2 separate regions of the Homo sapiens genome follow, and region 2 is linked to region 1. Evidence: chromatin contacts called from ENCODE Hi-C or POLR2A ChIA-PET data. All regions are on one chromosome and are shown on one strand. Each heading gives the region's core, a stretch centred on a gene start or an enhancer-like site at or near the end of the contact. The rest is flanking DNA. Distances are from core to core; before and after follow the strand shown. Region 1 holds the start of SCN3A (sodium voltage-gated channel alpha subunit 3). Region 2 overlaps COBLL1 (cordon-bleu WH2 repeat protein like 1).

The links. A loop is a pair of places that touch in the nucleus more often than their neighbours do. ChIA-PET counts read pairs that join two places held with the same protein, here RNA polymerase II (POLR2A). Pooled maps may share reads with other maps.
Region 2: a map of OCI-LY7 shows a loop between it and region 1 (3-fold over the local background). The contact joins the enhancer-like site here to the promoter of SCN3A in region 1. A Hi-C loop is called at or near these places in 1 of 168 maps with a recorded cell type or tissue (OCI-LY7), 11 of 37 single-sample maps with no recorded cell type and 5 of 50 pooled maps. POLR2A ChIA-PET finds 5 or more read pairs at or near these places in 2 of 52 experiments (OCI-LY7 and activated CD4-positive, alpha-beta T cell).

The regions. Positions count from the first base shown.
Region 1 is chr2:165,200,571-165,206,543 of GRCh38, forward strand. It overlaps SCN3A (sodium voltage-gated channel alpha subunit 3), which reads right to left and starts at 3,480. Exons shown (of 28, transcript NM_006922.4): 1 at 3,253-3,480.
Region 2 is chr2:164,752,001-164,758,536 of GRCh38, forward strand. All of the region lies in intron 2 of COBLL1 (cordon-bleu WH2 repeat protein like 1), which reads right to left. Among named protein-coding and RNA genes, the nearest start is that of SNORA70F, 67 kb to the left of the region's middle. Within about 2 kb of position 2,356, at least 2 of the 41 ENCODE cell types and tissues checked have a DNase peak (open chromatin) inside an H3K27ac peak, as active enhancers do; they include OCI-LY7, where a contact is called at or near this core.

The sequences.
Region 1 (5,973 bases), core at 2,230-4,729:
TTTGTCTAGTTGAGAAACACTACCCTCATATTTTTAAGCCTCCCAAGCTCTTAGCCCTCTCAGATCTGCCTAATCAAGAGTCCATTAAGTCATCTTGGCTGCCATGAAGATGAAGCTGACAGCGCAGTTACTTGAGTCAGTTTAAAGAGGCCTAGGGTGGTTGAAGGGAAGGATTAGGAGGCCTGGGGTGCTGAAAGGTCATCCAAGTTCTAGCTCCCAAAGACCCCAGTAGCACACAGCTGTCAGGAGCACGAAGCTACACTTAGAAACAACCTTTGGAGGAAAGCAGGGATTTTGCAGTCCATCAACCATTCATCAAGCACAATTTGCCTTTCCACATCTTATTGTACCGTTAATAGAATTGAAGCATTAGAGAGTTTGTGAGTTGATCACATAGCAAAGACTTTCCTGAGATTTAGGTTCAGTTATCTGGTGGTCTTAGTAGAAATTACTTGGCGTTTAAATGTGGTTTTGGTGAAACCTAGATTCCCTTTGTGAATCTTTACAGAAACTTCGTCTAACAGGTATATCCTCTTAAGGCAACGTGAAATAAGGCCCTTTGCCTCTATTTTCATAAGAAGAAGAAAGTTTTGAAGTCCGTGATAACATATTGGGCATAAATAACTGTCTTCTGGAAGGCATTATGAGTTCTATAAACTCTCCAGGAATTGCCTGGAATGTTAACACTAAGTGATACTATTATAGGTACACAATTGTTGTTGTTTCAGCAAGGGCATCCTTCCAGGATGAGAATTATTCACTTTTCAGGTACATAATTATTTGGCAGTTTTATTCTATCCTTCCTGTTGTGGTGGAAGATATTATATCACCAGCACTAACGATAACAATAATAACAATGATGAAAATTTATGCCTTTATGTTTGTCCTGTTCCTTTTGATGTGAGTTAGGATGGCAGGGAGAGAGAGGAAGGAGGTTCGTAATCATGTTCCAGGATCTATACCAAGCACTGAACAGACATTATTTTAGTTACACAATCCTGTAACACAGGCATTATTATTCCTATTTTAAAGATGATGTAATAAAGGCTCAGAGAGTTTAAATAACTTGTCAGGTAATAGTGGCCATAAAATGTAACCTGCCAAGCTCTTGCTCTTAACCACTTCTCCATGTTGTTTCCTGCTTGTTTCCACTACAGAAGGAACTGGCCAAGAAACGCCCCTATTTCTCTATTTTACCACTTTCATGTTTAGCACATCAATCATAATTTACAACTCAGTGAGAGTCAAAGTTGTATCTTAATTAAGCTGAGAAACCAACTGAAGAAAAATCCAAATAAATGAGGATCAGAAAATTTTAAAAACAAAGTATTCTTATACAGCTTTGATTCTAATTTCCTTCCTTTGTAGGCAAGGAAAATGCTCTTCAGTGATACTTGGGGTCTTTTCTGAGACAACAAAACTCACTAGTAGCAGAACATGAACCAGATCCCAAGACTTTCAGCTCAGGGTTCAACCTTTTTATCTTCAGTACTCAAATAAATCACAGCATTTTTCTCAACTTTACAAATGAAATCACCACTACATTCTTTTAAAGAGTAAGTTATTCAAATGTGTTTGATATATCATTTAATCAAAGCAGGTTTAATTTCCGAAATTTTTGAAAGAGCGCATTTTGTGAAGTGAAGAACTCTGAGTGTATTTGCTTTTTCACATGGCGACCACATGTATAGATGAATAACTAAGAGACTGTTGCAACTATACCAAGAAAAATAAAAGCTAACATTTGGGGCCAAAATTAAGCATTCATTCATAAATGTAAACCAGTTCAATCAAGACCAGCTCTGATGCTTACTCAGAACAAAGTTACTCACATTTAGTCACCTGTAGAGAAGCATGGTGTGTACAATACACTCAAGTTAATTAACAGCCATTTCTGGGAACCCTGTCCAAAGAAATAGTTTTCTTTATCTCCTATGGTAGGAATTCTTCTGAAATAGACAAGACCCAGGGCTCTCCTCTCAGGCAACCACTATTTTGAAATGTTTTTGGGGGGACTATTATTGCTACTCAATGTAAAATATTAAGTGAGATGTCAATATTTTTCAACATATCATTAGGAATTACAGTTTGGAGGCCTTAAGTTCTATTTTTGAAGCCCTTTTAGCCAGTACTGACTGGAAGCCCTGTTGAAATCAGAAGTCTTCATTTCATATAGGGCACACTCTATTTGGAGTGAATGTGATGAAATGTTTCCATGCAAATTCCTACAAGCACTTATGCCTTTATCTTTGTCCTCATAAGCCACATTATACTACCTGTTGTGTATTTTAAAACCCTGTATGATTTTTAAAACTTATCTTTCAATTAATATGTATAGATTTTCTGTCAATAATTTCTTATTCTAATTATGTGGTGGCTAACTGAATGAAACATTTATGGTTATGATATAGAATATTCTAAATACAACTACAGACAATATGGATCATAGATAAAGTAAATTATTGTTTTATGGCTCCAGTGGTTCTTCCTGGTAATTAATAAAAATAAACAGTTATTAAATATATACAGAAAAACAGCAATCTATCAAGCTTATAGAACAATTAAGAATATATAATAATCTTTAAATCAATAAATTAAAAGGTAAACATTTAATATAAAATGAATATATTAAAGGATAAAGAAGTAGCATATTATGGAACATATAGAGATTATTTTATTTTTTGAAGGTTCAACCTCTTTTAAATGGTTAGTATTGGTGTTCTTTTCTCTATGAAAACAGATTTTAGAGAAAAATGATAGTGTATTTCACAAAGCCAAACACCTCTATATTGTTATCACTCCCTATATGCATGGCCTCTCTAAAGCTGTTAAATAAAAAACTAAAGCACAAGAATGATAGTTCCAATTTCACTATACATTTATGTTTAAAAAATACTGGACACACTGGGCATTTAAATAGATGACATACAGCCAGGAAACTCATTAGACTAGCTTTAAGTATAATAAAAAATATTTTTTCTGAATACAATTAATCATAAGCATCTACAAAAACACAAGACCATTGATGCCTAGTATGTACCATAAATCACCATTTCCAGACAGGCTCTATTTTCTTTGAAAGATAAAGAAATAGTAAGCAGTTTACACATCAAACGATGCCTTTGGTTCCTGTAATTTACATTTAAACAACACTGGGTTAAAAATAGCAGCATGAAGATGATTTTAAAGTAAGGAAAATGACCTGGTAGCTAGGTTCTATGGTGCAGATAATGAAATGTTTTGTCAGCTTACCTGATAAAACAGAGCCTTATGAATTACAGCATAACAAAGCCCAGCATCCAAGATGGTTAGGGTATAACGTGTCTTCCTCTGCAGCTGTTCAGCTTTTTTTTTTTTTTTTTTTTTTGACCACAGAGGTTTACAAATTAGTTACAATTTTTTTTCTTTCTTTCTCTGTGGATAAGAAAACAAAGAGACCTTTCCAGAATCCTCTCTGCTTATGCCTCCGCTTCCTGTTCTGAGATTCACTCTATGGTACCCAACATATATCAGAAAACAGCTTTGAGGAAAAAAAAAAAGAAAGAAAAAAAGGCCGATCGCACTCAAAGTGGTACCGCCATCTACTGGCGGACACACACAAAATTGAGCCAAAGAAAAAACATTCCCATTATCCTCTGTCACAGGGAGGAAAGTAAACCTGCATGAAGCATGGGTAGTCATGAAAGTGCCCCAAGATGACAGTAGAGAGGTGATGTGAGCTAAAATTTCCCAACACACTAAAAAAATGTAACTTATCTACTACATATAAATATGTATGAGACCTTTTACATATTCAGTTATTTGCATCTCACTAATTTTTTTAAAAAATTTTATCACTTTGTTGTTTTGCATGATTGTTTCACACATAAACTACTAAAATTAAAAGATATATAAATTACTGTTTGAAAAATAGGTTTTAAGTTTACATTACCCTTTACGTGTAGAGTTTTGCGAAAGCTCCCTTGTGGCCTGCTCTAGTCTTTTGAAAACCTTTTCTCTTCCTGGGATGAATTATTTTCAAGGTGAGGAATTTGACTCCTTAGAGAACAGTGTAAACACATACTCACTGATAGTATTTTTGTGTTGCTTTCTGGTAAAACATTTGCAAGAAATATCTAAATGTAGAAAAAGATTCTATACATCAGTGAACCTAGCTAATATTATTTATTAGGATATTGAAGCACACAATACATAAAGAAAATAAAAATAATCCATCAGTTATTAAGATATTTCTCAATCCAGATGTATGTTATTGTTTCATCTGACCTTTCATATCTACTTTAGAGCAAACAACTATGATTTTATTACAGTTTATCATCAATTAAATAAATACATTCATATTGACAAACCAACTGTATGGATGGACAAAAATGATGTCAAGTATTATATTAGACTTGAAAAGACACAGAGAGAAACACACAGTGCCTGCCATAAAGGAGCTCATACAAAGAAGAAAAACAAATATAGCTGATACCATATTTCCCAGCCATGTGTTCAAGAACTGTTAATTACATACTTCGTTTTCAATTGTGGCCCCCATTTTGTCTAATGGCAGAAAAATAAATCTAGTCAGTTCCAGGTAAACTAAATTACTTGAGGCTTTTCCCAATGATTTTGGGTTTGCATTCAACCAATACATGATTTTCCTCTTCTATCTCTCCTTCTCATGGAGACTGATCTAAGTTCAGGATTGTGTACATATATAGAGAAAGCAGAGTATGATCCCGTTCCCCCTTTCTCCACATGGGCATCCACTGAGGCCAGGAGTCCTGCATGATCCATGACCATCATTATCCCTCATATCTACTAACGTACCCACAGGCCCACTGGGCCCCGGGAATAGCATCCCTCCAGCTTTGCATGGCAGCATCCCCTCTTTGTCACTTCTTCCTCTAAGGAAACTTTTGTTCCTGTCCTTTAGGAGGAGAGAAGAAAAAGCAGCATGTTCCCAGGGTCACTCTTGGCTGTAATTGGCTGACTTAAGCCTTCCTCCCTGCCCCAGGCGCCTCACACAGCCATCTCTGTTCTGCTGTTTGTAAACCATGGGATGTAATGCACTCTGCAGGCTTCAGGCAAGCGAGGCACAATCTCTGCCACACTAGAATAGTGTAAATAGATGGAAACTTCTCATCTTTTCATCTTTTTAGCTAATCCTAGATTGGCAAACTATGTAAGGAGCCCTTATCAGAGACTCCTTTCCTTCTTCATAACTTCCTTCACAGACTCAAAAGAGTTTTTGCTTGGGTCTCTTCTTTCTGTACCAAAGGTAAGCTGGAGCCACTTGTTTTCCCTTGAAATCTTTTTGTCTTATGTCTAATGTATCAGTTTACTAGGGCTGCTGTAACAAACTGCCATCCTGAGGGGCTTAGACACAGAAATCATTTTTTTCACAATTCTGGCTACTCAGAGGCCAGAATCAAGTTGTCAGCATGATCATGCTTCCTCTGAAACCTGCAGGGGAAGGATACTTTCTTGCTTCTCTTAGCTTTTAGTAGCCCCAGATGTTCCTTGGTTTGTGGCAGCATAACTCCAGTCTCTGTCTCTGTCTTTACATGGTGCACTCCCTGCATCACTGTCTTTACGTACTCCTCCCTCTGTGCATGCCTCTGTGTCAAATTTTCTCCTCTTTATAAGGACACCAGTCACTTTGGTTTAGGGTCCGCCCTCATAACCTAATTTTAACCTGATTATCTCTGTAAATACCCTATTTCAAAATAAGGGCATATTCTGAATTACTCAGAATTAGAACTTTTTGAGAGGAGGCACAATTCAACCCCTAACACAAGAATTTAAATATAAAGCACAAGAATTTGACAATTCTTCTGTCCATCTCCAACGACAATTCCACTTAGGCAATAATAGCCTTGGCTATCTGGCCAGAATTGGGGAGGGTAGGGGAAGAGCCTCAGGTAATGATGAAGACATTTAATAATATTAGTAACAATAACAAAACTAACATTTATTGGTACTATG
Region 2 (6,536 bases), core at 1,106-3,605, 450 kb before region 1:
GACTCAACTTTCAGTTATACTTGGTATAATGTACCAAGCAAAGAGGCAGTGGCATATTCACATCAAAGAAGCACATATGGAATGCTAGTGTCATGTCCCAACAGTAAAAGCCAAACAGAACACAAGAAAAAGTAGTTTCTATCCAGTATCAACAGCAGCTAATCCTTGAGTGTTGACTGTGTGTTAGAAAATGTTTTTTACCTGCACTAACTCGTGTCCTTACTACACTATATGAAGCAAGTGCTGCCACCTCCACATTCCAGATGAGGGTGACATGCAGACAGATTAAGGAACTTGCCTAAGGTTCCTTAGCCAGTAAGTGGTGGAGCTGAAATTTAAACCCAAGGTGTCTGATTCTGAAGTTGGTGCTCTTTACTACCACATTACATCATTTCTTTGAGATCTTAAACATTCATCAAAATAAACAAAAACAACAAGTGAATGAGCAAAAGCCAGGTAGTGAAGGAGAAAAAAATATGTGGTTATTGAATATCTTCTAAGTCCTGTACAGGTGCTTTTTGTCTACGTTTAATCTTATGAGGCAGTTACCACTGCCATTTAGTTGGGGTTTACAGAGGTTTAAGAAATTTGCCCAAAAGCACAGAGAGCATGGGACAACTACAAATGAAAACCCACCAAATCCACTCCCCACTACCCAATAACCCTAGCAAGGGCCATAAGCCTCAACATTTAAACAGGAAGGCAGATACCAGATGTACCCATACCCCAGCCCTACCACTGAGACAGCTACTTCCCCAGGTGAGGTTGGAGAAACAATATACTGGACATCAAAAGGCCTGGGAGTATCCTAAATGGCCACTTGTGTTACCGTAAGTAAATCACTTAATTTCTCTGGCCTTCCATTTTCTCATTTACAAAATACAGGTATTGAACAAGATGATCCCATGCCCCTTTACCTCTGACATAAAATATTTATGCACAATTTTGTTTAGAAACTGGAAATGGAGACAAGATAGTTAGGACTAGGGTCAAGGCAGGGCACAGTGGCTGCACTAATTTACAAGTAGCATTTGGTTGAAAGAGTCACATGGACAGGACGCCCATTCCCAGGGAGTTCTTCCTATGCTGAGAACACTTCTGCTCCTGGTCAGGAAAGGGTCTCCTCTGAGGCTCACAGGAAACAGAAGCCTGGAAAATGGGATCCATTTCCAAGTGCTTTTCTCTCTCTTGGCATTCACACTAGGAAAAAATGATAAAGGGAATGGCAAACCCAAAAGAAAATTTTGAAAAGCTCTTGTTTCAGTCTCCCACACTCAATTATTTTACATTTCAACACCTGGAATACCAAGTCCCTACCACAAGCCATTCATCACTTCAGGCTTTCTGCCCCCATAGCACCTCCACTTAAGTCTGACCAATAATCCATAGTCCCATCAATTACATCCCATGTTTCTGCCACCTTAAATCTCTCTCTCCAAGGTGCACAAACAAAAAAAAAAAATGCAGAGATTTCTATTATCTTAAATACGACTTGCCTGCTTCTTCCAAGTACTCTTTCAAGTACCTTGTCATTACCCGCCTTTCTTTTGCAGCAAAACTTCTAGGACTCTGCTGTCCAATATGGCGGCCATGTAGCTACTGAGCACTTGAAGCATAATTAGTGTGACTGAGGGACTACAGTTTTAGTTTATTTAGTTTTAATTTGAATTTTAAAACTGATACTTGATTCAGTTACTGGAAAATGTTTAAGTATATTTGGGATAAGTTGAGTATGGGAATTTTTTTTTTTTTTTTTTTTAAGACAGAGGCTCACTCCGTCACCCAGGCTGGAAGGCAGTGGTACGATCTCAGCTCACTGCAACCTCAGCCTCTTGGGTTCAAGCAATTCTCGTGCCTCAGCCTCCTGAGTAGCTGGAAGTATAGGCATTCATTACCATGCCCAGCTAATTTTTGTAGAGACAGGGTCGCACCACGTTGGCCAGGCTGGTCATGAACTCCTATCCTCAAATGATCCACTTGCCTCGGCCTCCTAAAGTGCTGAAGTTACAGGTGTGAGCCACCGTGCTGGCCCAGAATCTATTTTTTCAAGTATAAATTTCATGACATCTAAATACAGATCGGGTATTTCCAATGAAAATATAACATCTGAGTTGAGAAGTGCTATAAGTGTAAAATACACACTATATTCCATAGACTTAGTAAAAGGTATTAAATATCTATTGGTAATTATTGTATGCTGACTACATGTTAAAATAATATTTTTATATACTCAGTTTAAGGAAATACATTTACCATGGTGGGCCTTCTCTAAGATGATGTCCAATGACTGCTTCCTTGTGCAGTCTCCTCCCTTTGTACGTGGGCTGGACTTAGTGACTCACTTCCAGTAAATAGAATGCAGCAACAGTGATTGGCTGTCATTTCTGAGATTAGGTTACGAAAAGACCATGGTGTTATTTTAGGTACCCTCCTGCTCTGAGAGAATCCAGCTGCCCTATGGGGAGTCCCATGTGGCAACTGACATCTCAGGCCAATAGTCACAAGAGTGAGCTTGGAAGCAAATCTCTCCCCAGTAAAGACTTGAGCCCCAGCCTACACCTTGACTGCAGTCTCATCACTCAACCAGCAAACTAGAGAATGACAGTTCTACATACACGCTGTACCTGAGTTTCAGTTTCAGGTGATTTGACGTACTCGCTGTTCTAAAGCACTGCTCCTGGCATCACCTACATTTAGAGCACATCGTCTTTGCAATCCAAGAACCTTTCTTGTTTTACACAGAAGTCTATTTTAAATTCTTTTAGGACCTTGTCTATATTTAAAGGAAACATGTAAATCCTTTTGTTCAATAATTAGCTATGATGATCTATCACACCCATCTCTGTGTGACAATGAAGTAGAGCAAATCCAAAGACAAGACACAGGTTTCCGGCTGGGTGCAGTGGCCCACACCTGTAATCTCAGCATTTTCGGAGCCCATGGCAGGAGGATCACTTGAAGCCAAGAGCCTGGATGACATAATAATACTTCATCTCTACCAAACAAATTTAAAAAATAGCCTGGCATGCTGATATGCACCTCTAGTCTCAGCTACTCGGTAGGCTGAGCCGGGAGGATCACTTAAGCCTGGGATGTCAAGGCTGCAGTGAGCCACGATTGTGCCACTGCACTCCAGCCTAGGTGACAAAGCAAGACCCTGTCTGCAATAAATATATGAAAATTTTTTTAAATGTTGTTTTTAAAGACACAGGTTTCCCTCTAGCATGTAGAGTATGGCAGAAAGAGTAAAGACGTAGCCAAGTGACTAGCACAATGCAGGAGTGAAATACCCCAGGGTACCTTGTGCATAGTTTCCAAAGTACATCACCTTATCCACCAGAAAAATTTTTTGAGTCAAAAACCATTAACATAATTTTGCCATTTTTGATTAGTACATTACCTTCTGCATAGTATGTTCAATTAATTCTTAAAGAATGAATCTACTTAAATATAGTTTCATTAGGTTGATTTTTTGTTGTTATACCTCTCTCAAATCTTCCCCTTTTACTACTTTTAAGGAACATAGCAATTATGTAAAGTGGGCCACAGGACACAATAGAACCTCTTTGTATCATTAGACCTTTGAGAATAAGGTTAGCATGAGTAGATGAAGCTTTATTGTAATTTAGTTGTCATATACCCAGAAAGACATAACCTGCTCTGTGTTCTAACTCATGTAATAAAAGGGTCATGTAGGTAATGACAGGATTCTTTAAATTTAATTTAGCTCGCAACTCAAAAGCTGTTATTTCTTAAATGAAATTAGATAGTTCACTTGCTTCTAAATGCCCTTTTAAATTCATGTAAACAAATGGACAGTATTTATCATCCTGCCATACTTTTCATGTATATATAAAAAATCACTATGCTGTGCAAGGGTGGTTCCCAAATACATCTTAGAAGTTGTTCTGCCTCATGCTTAGTTATCATTTCAGACCTTTAATAGACATAGGGCCAGCTTTTGTTCACCTTACTCTAAATACATTCTATACATATAGTACACACATACAAATGTGTGAGTATACATACGTGCGTATAGTGTGTATATGGCAGCATGAGAGAGAGAGAGAGAATGAGGGAGGGAGGGAGGGAGAGAGAGAGAGAGAGCAAGAGTGAGGGAATGTGCTAGTGAGCACCATGAGCACTTATTTTCCTTTGGCTTTCACTAGAGGTCTATTCCAAATTCACTTGCCAAGTAACTTTTCCTGAAGCAACTCTTATTCTCCTATTCTAAGCAGATATGTACTCCAGTAGAAAACATATGACTCCTAAAAATACTTGTGGTGAGGAAAAGTTTAATATTCACTATGATAGCCAGTTACTGAGATGCTAAGTAACATAATTCTCTCTCTCCATTCCCCCTCTACTCATCATCTTCAGGTAATTTCCAGGGAAATTTCTTTAACATTTAGTAATATCCTAATAATATTTTCAATTCCAAAACCCTGGTTTCTATTTTTTGTTTTGCTTATAATATCTAAAATAGTTAAAAAATGGCAAAATATATTTTTATAAAAGTTGATAGAGTAATAGTTTATTCCTAAGCAGCATCTCTAAGTCAATAAACTTATTCTAGTATCTATAAATTTAAAATAAGTGCTTTAGATAATCGTTGTATAACTTGGCCTTCACTGTTTTTGGTGGGGACATGTGGGCGATACGGCAGGGAGAAAACAAAAATATCTAGCTCACTAAATACATACAGTGTAATCTTCCAGTGACAACATTAATGCATTCCAGAAAGGCACAGGGTAATAAAAAAAGATACACACTTGCAAAAAGGAAAAAAAATCTACATACTAATCACCAAGAGTTATTGATAAAAATCAAGATTCAGAGTCAGAGATCGTGGTTTGTGTCTGGGTCTGCACAAATTAGTTATTAGGTCATTTGATCTCACTGGAACTTGAATTGCAAAACTGGAATAACACTTCCTGCCTCTCAAGGTTGCTGAGAGGGTTAAATGGGTAAGGTATATTCATTGTCTAGCACAATGGTTCTCAAACTTGGTTGCACAATGGACCCACCTACATTTAAGAAAATACTGAGGCCTAGGTGTCACTTTCAGAGATTCTGATTTAATTGGTTTGTGAGGATTTTTAAAAATCTCCCCAAGAGATTCTAAAGTGCAGCCAATTTTGAGAACCACCGGTCTCATATAATGCCTAGCACACTATTAAGTATTCAGTTAGACTTAATGATATACCTTCATTGGAACTTTATAAACTCTAATACACACATAAAGGCTTCTACCTAGTTCAATCACATTTATGTAAATAAATGTTCAATAAATGTTTATGTAAATAAATGTTCAAAAAATAAATGTTCAATCACATTTATTCACTCAGGATCAGTGAATAAAACATATCTTAAAAGTAGTCCATAAGTTTAATAATAAGTGTTTCAAATTTAAATCCCTGTTACATTTTTGTTTCCTTTTATCAAAGAGGAAAATTCCTCATGAAAGAAACAAAAATGATCTTTTACTTTATATTTTTTACTGAGATACAATTTACATAAGAAAATGCACAAATAGAAGTGAATAGAATTTTACATATATACACACACACCTCTCTCTGTCTGGGTTTCTCTCTCAAGGAGTCACCAACACAGACCAAGATATGGGATGGGAAAATATAACTACAAAGTAAAAATTAAATATTAGACCAGGCGTGGTGGTTCATGTCTACAGTTTCAGCTACTTGGGAGCCTGAGGTGGTAGGATCACCTGATCCTGGGAGGTCAAGGCTAGAGTGAGCCAAGATCATGCCACTGCACTCCAGCCTGGGTGACAGTGAGACTCTGTCTCAAAAAATAATAATAATAATAATAAAATATTAAATTTCTTATATATGTCCCATAAATAAGAAATTTCAGTTTGTCTCTGGGTTTTCCTAAATATCTTACAGGGGATGTTTACTTTTTGAACAGTTATGAAAGTCAAACTTTCTTAACAAGAAAAGGGAACAAGATGAGAAAAACATCTTGGGGAAAAATATGAGAAAAACCTTCAGCAGAAATAGCTATATCAAAGGAGGAGATATAAAATTAATGTAAACAAACGAGCGATTTGAGAAAACAGACTTAAAAGAAATATCTACAATGAGTCACAAGACAGTCAACAACATTTACTGGGCACCCACTGTGTACTTAGTGCTATATAAAGAAATTGTGAGCAGATTAAAGAAATACCATATGAGGCCCTCAGATACCAATAACTTAAAAATGGAATAAGTCCAACTAAACAATGGCAAAGATGTCCTAAATGCACTCTAGGAAAAAACTCTACATTAACTGAATGCTTATCTAGTTGCAGAAACTATGCCAAATGTTTTATATATATAATCCCCTAACAAATACTACCCTTTTTTGAATAGAACCCTAAAATAATTCATAAACATTTATAGAAATGACCAAATAACTTCTCTCAATAACAAACCCAAACCACAAAACCATGTCCCAATGCTCACTTATGATTCCAGTCATTCTTGCACAACTTTCTGCCCATACAAGTGTCAGCAGCAGCTGGACTCAAC